Linked DNA regions of Mus musculus: region 2 is linked to region 1. Evidence: chromatin loops called from intact Hi-C (ENCODE). Cell type or tissue: left cerebral cortex. All regions are shown on one strand. Links, peaks and the distances in the headings refer to the core of each region. The heading gives the core; the rest is flanking DNA.

The links. Hi-C counts contacts between places; a loop is a spot of excess contacts. Peaks named below come from ENCODE experiments on the same cell type or tissue, not always from the same donor. Only the 100,000 strongest peaks of a DNase experiment are listed, where the experiment ranks them.
Region 2: a loop joins it to region 1, with 3 times the contacts of the local background. A loop is called at or near these places in 6 of 42 quality-filtered maps.

What each region holds. Positions count from the first base shown.
Region 1 is chr16:91,036,995-91,039,913 of GRCm38, reverse strand. Paxbp1 (PAX3 and PAX7 binding protein 1) reads left to right here. Exons shown (of 18, transcript NM_026110.2): 3 at 2,496-2,672. Among named protein-coding and RNA genes, the nearest start is that of Paxbp1, 5.9 kb to the left of the region's middle. In left cerebral cortex, for the core only: no CTCF peak of the experiment used is centred there; a DNase peak (open chromatin) is centred at 1,285.
Region 2 is chr16:91,660,920-91,663,838 of GRCm38, reverse strand. It overlaps Son (Son DNA binding protein), which reads right to left. Exons shown (of 12, transcript NM_178880.4): 4 at 1,578-1,738. Among named protein-coding and RNA genes, the nearest start is that of Gm36712, 11 kb to the right of the region's middle. In left cerebral cortex, for the core only: no CTCF peak of the experiment used is centred there; a DNase peak (open chromatin) is centred at 1,300.

The DNA.
Region 1 (2,919 bases), core at 200-2,699:
GGATAGGACGTGTGTGCACACGCAGTGCCCTAGTGAAGCTTGGGAAGGAAAGTCTGACAGCCTGCCTGTCATTGACTAGATCTGGGGACATCACACCTAAGCAACTGATTGTCAACAAATGCACAAACTGCTACTGCCTACCAGGTATAGATTTACCGCTTATGAAAGGATGTATGTGAGGAGCAATGGGAGTGAGTGGCTGATGGTCACACAGTGTATGGGTGTGTTTAACACTAAGTAGACACTCAGAAAAGAGAGAGAGAGAGAGAGAGAGAGAGAGAGAGAGAGAGTGTGTGTGTGTGTGTGTGTGTGTTTATGTCTGCGTGCACGCGTGCTGTAAGGGGAGGTCAGAGGACAGCCTGCAGGAGGCGCTTCCTGCCTTCCACTAGATGGGTAGTGGGCATGAAACTCAGGCCAGCAGGCTTGCAAGACACTTCTATCTGTTGAGCCATCTTCATATGCTATAGTTCAAGTTTATTTTATTTTACCACAGTAATAAACTGCAAGTAGTGACCCACGAGCTTTAAAATATCTATAGGCTCATTCACCCTTTGAGTGCATTAGATCTGTTTTCAGTCTGAGAGGCCACCGGACTTGGAGGAGGGAATAGGTAGAGTGGGGCTGGCAAGTTGGTTCAGTAATTAAAAAGTTGCCAAGCCTGACTACCTTAGTTCAGCTCCCAGAAATCCACCACCCGAAGGAGAGAATTGATTCCTGAAGGTTGTCATTTGACTTCTACACGTATGCTGTGGGACCATGTGATCATCAAACATATAAAAAATAAATATGAAAATAATCTTTCAAATAAAAAGGTACTTTAAAAAAAAACAGCTCTTGCTCTTTTCTTGCTGCCTTGCTCTTCCCTCCCCGCTTCTCTCCCCCCGCTTCCCTTCCCCTCTCTCTCCACACGCTCATGGCTCATGGCCTCTCTAGTTCACTCCTTCTCCCCCCCCCTTCTTTCTGCCTCTGCAACTCTCTTAACTCCCCTCCCCATGCCCTGAATAAACTCTATTCTATACTAAAAAATAACATAAAATAAAAAGGTGCTTTACCTAGTCATGGGACTAAACTAATTTGTAAAGCCTTAGGCTTCACATGCACTTAACAGGGAAGTTGGTAACTAGCAAGGTAAGGCTGCACTTTAAAGAACAACAGCCTGACAAATCAGAAAGAGGATGGTCTGAGATTTCCTAGCCCAGGACTGCTATGTGTAGGAAGGGCACTGCCTGAGGAGGAGGACACGCTAACAGCGTGGGACGGTGATCCACTGAGGAAACAGATGGTCTTTCCTTTTAGAAGGAAGTTTTGCTCTTCTCTTTAAGTTGTACTCATTGCACCCAGGAAAAGCATTATCAAGGTCAGTGGGTCAAGGTCAAAGCAAGTAATAGCAGAGATTAAGTTAATTGGAAGTGTTACAGACCTAGAACAGTTTATTACAAAGATACACACTCATAGTGGGAATGTATTCTTAAGTCAGCCTTCAACTCAGACTGGAACTGATATTGAGAACTCTGTCTACATGTTAGAATGTGGCCATTCCAGGGCTTCCTCCCAGTCAATAGTCCTAGTGTTCTATAATCTATAATGTGTCTCTGTCTCACTCTGGGCTCACAGATCTATCAGGTTTGTTGTGCTTTGTGGTACATACTTAAATGTTGAGTTGTGACAGGGTCAGGCTCATACAGTGTAGATGCAATTGTTGGGGTCTCTTCATCCTGATGATAGATGAAAAGTCGTATTGGTACAGTCATTCAACCACCAAATATTTAGCTCTCAACAGAAGACTGTCATAAATGGGTGTAGTGTTTAGTCCAGGGCAGGTGTAAAGTAGATGAGTTAAAAGCGTGTGAGCAGCAATGCAGAGGTGGCTCACCAGTTGAGAGCACTTTCTATTCTTAGAGAGGATCTGAGTTCAGTTTCTAGCACTTGCATGGGTGACTTAAAACAGCCTGTAACTTCAGCTCCAGGGGAGCTGCACACATGTGCACACATCCACATGCAGTCCTGCACACCTGCACACATGTGCACACATCCACATGCAGTCCTGCACACCTGTACACATGTGCACACCTACACACATGTGCACACATCCACATGAAGTCCTGCACACCTGCACACATGTGCACACATCCACATGCAGTCCTGCACACCTGTACACATGTGCACACATCCACATGCAGTCCTGCACACCTGCACACATGTGCACACATCCACATGCAGTCCTGCACACCTGCACAGGATTACCTAGTGAGATTTTGATACATTTACTAAATTTTTTACAAAGTTAACCAAAATGTCATTTTATCCCTGTTTTCTCTGTATTACCCTTACCTAGTCCTATCTTCTGTGCTATTTCATATTCATGGTTGAGGTTTTTAAGTACTAGAAATGAAGTCAGTTTTAGTGGACTGAGTTCAAGATTTAATAAGCAGTGCCTTGATAGTTTGTGACTTTCTACTTTAAGTATATTTTAATTGATCTTTTCAAAACTGCAGGTGACCAGCCTCTGGACAAAACGTGTCATGCTAAGGACACAAACCCAGAAGATGGAGTTGTCATCAGCGAGCACGGTGAGGATGAAATGGACATGGAGAGCGAGAAGGAGGAGGAGAAGCCCAAGGCCGGGGGCGCCTTCTCCAATGCTCTGTCTTCCCTGAACGTGCTCCGCCCAGGTGAGTGCTTACAGGATGATGGCCTGGATCCTGGCCCTTAGGGCATTGCAACAGAGTGATGCTTGTAATGAGGACGTCTTTGTAAGGCATGTTGTTTCTATATTTGCAAATGTAGAAAATACAAGGACCAAAAGTTTAGTTTTCCAAAGTTTCTTATTACTTAGAAAATACTTTAAGAATGTTCTGTGTACGGTGTATCTGTATGGGTATGTTCATGTAAGTGCAAGTTCCTGAGGAGCCTGAAGAG
Region 2 (2,919 bases), core at 280-2,779, 620 kb before region 1:
TACAATCTAATACGAGACAAAAGTACATACACATGAAGTAATTGAAGAACCTTTTTACAGAGCAACACAATAACAAGTGCAAACTGATATAATACAAACGGTACATAAGTGCTAAAAGAACAAAGGCTTAAGAGAATATTCAGGCAGGGTTTAAGGATCAAAGAATATTCCTTCAAGAGTTCTAAGCAAAATTCCCACAGTAAAGAACAAGAAATAGGAAGGAAAGGGAAGTCATCTTGGTCAGGTGGTGGGGAGAAGTTGGGAGAGACTTGTCAGAGGGACAAGAACGCTGAAGATGAGGCAAACAGCAGCAAACGCTAAGCGTTCACAGAGCTTTAGAGAAAGAGCTTGCATTTGGTAAGTAAGCAATAGAGGCTTTTTGCTAGGTCTTTTTGAAGTTATAATTTATACTATAATGAGTCTAAGTGAAGAAACAAATTAAACTTTATAACCCCCAAATGTGTGATAAAAGATTTTAAACATTTGTGGCAGGGTAAATAGTAACATCTCTCTCCATAAATGTTTTTTTTAAATTTATTTCAGGACTGTAACTTAAGAATGGAAAATAAGGCATGATGGAGAGGGCACAATTGATGCAGTCCAACACAGAAAGTCAATTCCTTTCTCAGAAGCAAAGGACAGATTCCATTTATAAAAAGGTTAAGAGTAAATTTTAGTAGACCTGTCTATACAAGCAGAATTTATCACATCTATTATCAATTGAAAATATTACAATAGAATTAAAAAGCTCAATTAGCCAAAAACACAAGAGTGTATCTATCAAGCATGTAACCAATGGAACAGAGTATGTTGACAGTGGCAGGCTGGCATAAGGCCAGCCAATAACAAGTTTCAGCATATGAAACTGTGTTATTTCTGGATCCTAGCAGCAATATTTCAGCGTCTTCCCTCACACACACAAAAAAATATTAAAGTAAAACAAAGCTTCCCCCAAAAGCCTCAATTTCAAAAGATCAAATTTTTAAAAACAAAAATAAGTATATTTAAAATATGTTACTGCCAAAACCCGAACCGCAGGAAGAACTGATAATGGCCGGCCATTATCGCCAATGGCTGGTACCAAACAGCCAAAACCCGAAATGTTGATGCGAAAGAAGTTCCTTTCAGGCAATGGCCAGCTATTCTCATTAATTTCCAAGCTCCGGTGGCAAAAGATCATTTCTGAAGATTGTCTGTGTCTTTGCGTATATGCAGTACACTCTTGGCGATCAGTGAACACGTCGTGAATGGAAACGAAACTGTAGGCGAGCTTCTGCGTGTTGCTCACTCAACACCTCCTCCATTCACACGAACCGTTCCACTCCTCAGTCAGTTTGGCTTCTAAAACTGGAAAGCAAAAGTAATGGGAAGTAACTTTTTAGCTAGCGGAGCTTAGCCATCCCGGATAATGGCCTGCTAAACAGAGCTTCTGCCGCTGCCACATCTGTATTTCGGGTTTTGGGCACTCGGTGCCAGCCATTATCAGTTCAGCCCACAATTCAGGTTTTGGCACGCTCCAGAGTCAACATCCATGGAAAAATCCATTTAAGAATGGAAACAAATCCTGTCTAGCTTACCTCAGTTAGTTCTTCTATGGTAGCTCCTCCAGACTTTTTAGCAACTTTCTCTTCTATTGTAGGTGGAGGTGCAGGCTTTAGGTTTGGTGGTAAAGGAACACCAGCCTTAGCACACATGGCAGCTGCATTAGCTTTGGCTATTTCAAGTAATTGAGCCTTATCTGTAAGAGGAAAAACACAGGAAGCAGTTTTCCTAAAAGCTACAAACATTTGTTTTTAGTTCTGTCAACAGTATGACATACAGTAAAATCAAAGGCAGCAGTATTCAGGTGGATGGGTCCTTTTCAACAATTAACACTATGTTTCCAATTCAAATATACACAATAGCTTACTGTGAATCTATGATGATCAACTAACCACAAATTATAAGGCACAAGTCTTCCAAAAGCAGTGTATTTCCTAAAATTAGCATGACCATTTCATACTAGGTATGCAGTTCAGTTGAAGAATGCGTACCAAACATGTACAGACCCAGCCCTGGGTTCAAGCCTCAGCATTCTATAAAATGCTCTTGGAAAGCTATTATCCCTAGCACTTGGGAGGTGGAAGCAGAAGTATAACAAGTTTAAGGTCAACCTCAACTCCAAAATGGGCTATAAAAGCTAGTCTGACTATCTTGGACAAACCTCATTACAATCTGAAAACAACTTAATCCCTTGTTAAGCCCCAAGTGTCATCTCTTTCAACAAGCCTTTCACTGAGTAAGAATTAACATTCCTCTCCATTGTGCAAATGTGCCCCCTACACTATTACTAAGGCAATTACCATAGTTTACTCTTCTAAGTATTGTCCTTTGGTAAAAGGAAGGCATCCTACCAACTTCCTTCACGAACTTAAAAATCAGTAAGAATTAACTACTGTTTCTCTGTTCTGAAAAAAAGAGAAAAAAGAGAAAACTCTTGCTAAACTGAATACAAATTCTACTAGCTTCACTTTCTTTACAAACCAAGACTGTCCTATCTATTGGAAACAAGATAAATTACCCAGCAGTTTTAATAAGAAAAAAACATTTATTTTTATAGACAACAGATTATCACTTCATTGAAAAGGCTGCATCATTCATTCAGTTAACTAACTCCCCAGATACAAAATGTCTGAATCAATACCTACCAAGCCATTTAACAATCTTAGACGCCGCCTTAAGACGTGCTAGCTAAAGTCAAGCATGACGGCTCAGTCTGAAATCCCTGCCATCAGGGATCGGAGGAACGAAAATAACCACTTTGGGCTGGCTACACAGTTAAGTTCCAGGCCAACATGAACTATAGACTAAGGCCCTGTCTCAGAAAGAAAGAAAAGCAGGAAGGCAGGCAGACAAATGGAAAGAAAAGAAAAAGAGGCC